Linked DNA regions of Homo sapiens: region 1 is linked to region 2. Evidence: read pairs that join two places in POLR2A ChIA-PET (ENCODE). Cell type or tissue: IMR-90. All regions are shown on one strand.

Region 1 (2,500 bases), 320 kb before region 2:
GCAAGCACAAGAGGTGGCTGGGTGCAGTCCTGTGTCAGTCACCGGCTTCCTCTGATGGCAGCTTGGCCGGTGGCCTCGGGCTCTTCCTACACCAGACCACCTCCCTCCCAACCCCCCCCCCCCTCCCCCGGCAGACTCCCTCCTTAGGTCCTGGCACGGAGGTGGCACTGGATCCATTTCCAATGGCGAGAACACACCATTTCTAGACTCTTCACCTCCCAGGCGTGCTCTAGTCCCTCAGACACAAACGGAAGAAGAGGATCCTATGCCTTCCTGAGCCCCCGAACCTCACAGGCCACTGAGAGCTGGCACTTGGCACCAAATCTCCCTGATGGAGAAAGCTCTTGTCCTTCACTCCCGTGGGAGCCCTGCAGGCCTCTGGCTCCCGGCCCAGTCAGCACTGTCCGCCCCCAGCCCCTCTTTCTCTAGACCTGCCCCAAGCCTGTCCTTGAAACCCGCCCTACCTGCCCCCAGCCTAGGCCCCAGGTGGACGCTCCCCTCGGGGTCTGCAGAGCCTTGCCGGCGGGAAGCAGCGGCTCCGGGGCCCTAGGCAGACAGGGCGCCTCATTCTGTTCTGGTGGCACCTGTGGGCACCCGTGCAGGCGGCATAGATTTTATTTTTCTGCGCACATTAGCCCAGACTCTGGAAGTAGTTTTCCGGCCTGGCTCAGGGCTGGCTAGATGTGCCGTCATTTCAAATGTAAGGAAGCGCCGGGCAGATCTGTTGTCGGCGGGGGGCCTCGCACGCACGCGCCCGCAGGCGGAGGACAGGACAGTCCCCGAGGCCCTCCCCGGTGACTCTAACCAGGGATTTCAGCGCGCGGCGCGGGGCTGCCCCCAGGCGTGACCTCACCCGTGCTCTCTCCCTGCAGAATCTCCTACGACCCGGCGAGGTACCCCAGGTACCTGCCTGAAGCCTACTGCCTGTGCCGGGGCTGCCTGACCGGGCTGTTCGGCGAGGAGGACGTGCGCTTCCGCAGCGCCCCTGTCTACATGCCCACCGTCGTCCTGCGCCGCACCCCCGCCTGCGCCGGCGGCCGTTCCGTCTACACCGAGGCCTACGTCACCATCCCCGTGGGCTGCACCTGCGTCCCCGAGCCGGAGAAGGACGCAGACAGCATCAACTCCAGCATCGACAAACAGGGCGCCAAGCTCCTGCTGGGCCCCAACGACGCGCCCGCTGGCCCCTGAGGCCGGTCCTGCCCCGGGAGGTCTCCCCGGCCCGCATCCCGAGGCGCCCAAGCTGGAGCCGCCTGGAGGGCTCGGTCGGCGACCTCTGAAGAGAGTGCACCGAGCAAACCAAGTGCCGGAGCACCAGCGCCGCCTTTCCATGGAGACTCGTAAGCAGCTTCATCTGACACGGGCATCCCTGGCTTGCTTTTAGCTACAAGCAAGCAGCGTGGCTGGAAGCTGATGGGAAACGACCCGGCACGGGCATCCTGTGTGCGGCCCGCATGGAGGGTTTGGAAAAGTTCACGGAGGCTCCCTGAGGAGCCTCTCAGATCGGCTGCTGCGGGTGCAGGGCGTGACTCACCGCTGGGTGCTTGCCAAAGAGATAGGGACGCATATGCTTTTTAAAGCAATCTAAAAATAATAATAAGTATAGCGACTATATACCTACTTTTAAAATCAACTGTTTTGAATAGAGGCAGAGCTATTTTATATTATCAAATGAGAGCTACTCTGTTACATTTCTTAACATATAAACATCGTTTTTTACTTCTTCTGGTAGAATTTTTTAAAGCATAATTGGAATCCTTGGATAAATTTTGTAGCTGGTACACTCTGGCCTGGGTCTCTGAATTCAGCCTGTCACCGATGGCTGACTGATGAAATGGACACGTCTCATCTGACCCACTCTTCCTTCCACTGAAGGTCTTCACGGGCCTCCAGGTGGACCAAAGGGATGCACAGGCGGCTCGCATGCCCCAGGGCCAGCTAAGAGTTCCAAAGATCTCAGATTTGGTTTTAGTCATGAATACATAAACAGTCTCAAACTCGCACAATTTTTTCCCCCTTTTGAAAGCCACTGGGGCCAATTTGTGGTTAAGAGGTGGTGAGATAAGAAGTGGAACGTGACATCTTTGCCAGTTGTCAGAAGAATCCAAGCAGGTATTGGCTTAGTTGTAAGGGCTTTAGGATCAGGCTGAATATGAGGACAAAGTGGGCCACGTTAGCATCTGCAGAGATCAATCTGGAGGCTTCTGTTTCTGCATTCTGCCACGAGAGCTAGGTCCTTGATCTTTTCTTTAGATTGAAAGTCTGTCTCTGAACACAATTATTTGTAAAAGTTAGTAGTTCTTTTTTAAATCATTAAAAGAGGCTTGCTGAAGGATACACTGGCTGTGTGTATTTATCTCAATTCTGCTTGATGGGCCAGACTAATTGTTAGAGGAAATCATATGTTACCTAAGGTCTTCACTTTATCTTGAGGTTTAAATTCATCGAGATTTGATTTGGTCTTAGAAAGATCAACTAGTCAGGTAAGGTCAATGTCTTG
Region 2 (2,500 bases):
GAATCCGGAAGGCAGAGGTTGCAGTAAGCCGAGATAGCTCCATTGTATTCCAGCCTGGGCAATAAGAGCGAAACTCCATCTCAAAAAAAAAAAAAAGAAAGAAAGAAATTTCTGACCAGGCATGGTGGCCCACGCCAGTAATCCCAGTACTTTGGGAGGCTGAGGCAGGCGTATCGCTTCAGACTAGGAGTTCAAGACCACCGTGGGCAACATGGTGAAACCCCGTCTCTACAAAAAATAGAAAAATTAGCCAGACATGGTGATGTGCGCCTGTGGTCTCAGTTACTTTGGAGGTTGAGGCGGAGAATTGCTTGAGCCCAGGTCAAGGCTACAGTGAGCCGAGATTGCGCCACTGCACTACAGCCTCGGCGACAGACCTTGTCTCAAAAAAAAAAAAAAAGAAAGAAAAAGAAAAAGAAAGAAATGTCTTTGCTGTGGAAGTTTGAATAGGAACAGCTCGATCCAGGTGGAAGAACCAGGAAGAGCCTGTGTAAAAAGGAATCTGAGTGGAATCACAGAAGCTACTAGAATCCAGATAGGTGGTGATACTTCCAACCAACGAAATCATATGTCAGAGAGACCCAAAGTAAGCAAGCGGGAAGAGCTGTCTGGGAGGCCATGCTGTGTGGCTGAGACACTGCAGAGAGCTCCTCTGTAGAGGGGAGCATGTGGGGAGGATAAGACCAGGGTCTGGGAGGCCCCAGGAGCTGCAGCAGAGCCAAGGTGGGAGTCAGGCTGGCCAGCTGCCAGGGACGTGGGGGGCAGCCATGTATGGATGCCCAGGGAATGAGAGGAGGGGAGAGGGACCCTGATAAACTCCATGCCCCACAGACATGAGGGAAAGGAGAAGCAACCCCTATGAGGATGGAAATGAGAAAAGAATTCTTATCTGAGGAATCTGAGTCCTTTTAAATTATTAGGCCCAGAGAGACATTAAACTGAGAGAACAATCACATTCTACTTCCCCCTTGAGGCATGTGTTCACCTTTTTTTTTTTCTGAGGCAGAGTCTCGCTCTGTCGCCCAGGCTGGAGTACAGTGGCACGATCTGGGCTCACTGCAAGCTCCGCCTCCTGGGTTCACACCATTCTCCTGCCTCAGCCTCCAGAGTAGCTGGGACTACAGGCGCCCGCCACCATGCCCGGCTAATTTTTTGTATTTTTAGTACAGACAGGGTTTCACCATGTTAGCCAGGATGGTCTCGACCTCCTGACCTCATGATCTGCCCGCCTTGGCCTCCCAAAGTGCTGGGATTACAGGTGTGAGCCACCGCGCCTGGCCCACTCCCTTTTCTTATTAAGCAGATGGCCCCTGATTCACTGAGCAGCTGGTGTGGACACTGTTCTCAGGAAGGCTGCCTCTCAGTGCACATCCTGACCACTGGCTGTCTTCTTTATGCCCTTCCTTATTTGATCTAATATAATCAGTTTATCAGTTTGTTTGTTTACATTTCTTCCCTAACCTCATTCCATTAAAGTTTTAAATCACTTAAACATGATAAAGTGGGGGGAAAGAACTGGATTAATCAGGATTAGGAAATTACAGCTGACACAATATTCAGGACCAGGAAAATGTATCAATGCTGAGCCACAGACTGGGCACCCCTCAGCAGATCAGAGGGAGGGTGGACAGGCAGGATACAGGTCATCCACAGAGAAAAAGCCCATGCCAGTTTCTCAAGGAAAGCAGAACCCTTTCCTAGCACTCGCATCCAAACAAAGTTCTCACATAAGTCTTCCTAGAGGGGACACCATGTGATAAAGTGCTTTGCTATTCTAAGGGGTCCAGGGGGCCATGGGCCTCCCCTGGGAGTTACTGAATTGGAACCTCACCCTCACAGGACTCATAGGCACCATCCTGAGTGCTATAATTAAGAACAGTGAGTGCAGTGAGCTGACGACACCCCCACCTACCCACACCATGCAGATGTTCCCCCTATAACCCACTGCAACCAGAGAGAAAACAAGTCCCAGGCTTCCGCAGAACAGAAATATTTTGCATATTTAAATGCAAACTTAAATGATCACTTATGCCAATAACTATCCAATGCTCAAAATATGATACTCATAACCAAAAAACTTACCTTTCCAATTCCTTAAATCTATATTTAAAGAGCAGCTCCTCCCATAAGAAATATTAATCTAGTGGCCTAGTTTTTTTCTACAGGAATTTTTGTAAGTTTTCAGTAATTTATGTGCAAAAGACTAATAAACATATCATTTGACATACACATTATATCCTTACACAGAAAATACCCTTGAGTCTTTTACTTTTTCCAGAAATTTCCATTTTAAAGTATTTTAATTAAAAATATACCCAAACATGCTAGTTACATGGGTGGGTTTAATATGCAAAAATTCACTATGCTGTGTGCTTAGAAATTGTGCACTTTTAAAGTAAATTTTACTTTAATTAAAAGTTAAGGCTGGGTGTGGTGGCTTGAACTTATAATTCCAGCACTTTTGGAGGTTAAGGCCGCTTGAGTCTGGAAGTTCCAGTCC

What was found. ChIA-PET counts read pairs that join two places held together with the same protein. Peaks named below come from ENCODE experiments on the same cell type or tissue, not always from the same donor. Only the 100,000 strongest peaks of a DNase experiment are listed, where the experiment ranks them.
Region 1: POLR2A ChIA-PET joins it to region 2 with 5 read pairs; 1 of 35 experiments calls an interaction of 5 or more read pairs at or near these places.

What each region holds. Positions count from the first base shown.
Region 1 is chr13:20,720,764-20,723,263 of GRCh38, forward strand. IL17D (interleukin 17D) reads left to right here. Exons shown (of 2, transcript NM_001385224.1): 2 at 873-2,335. The coding sequence ends at 1,191. Among named protein-coding and RNA genes, the nearest start is that of IL17D, 18 kb to the left of the region's middle. In IMR-90, a CTCF peak has its summit at 1,331; a DNase peak (open chromatin) is centred at 1,468; H3K4me3 peaks cover 418 bases.
Region 2 is chr13:21,039,992-21,042,491 of GRCh38, forward strand. All of the region lies in intron 2 of LATS2 (large tumor suppressor kinase 2), which reads right to left. Among named protein-coding and RNA genes, the nearest start is that of LATS2, 20 kb to the right of the region's middle. In IMR-90, no CTCF peak of the experiment used is centred here; no DNase peak of the experiment used is centred here; H3K27ac peaks cover 798 bases.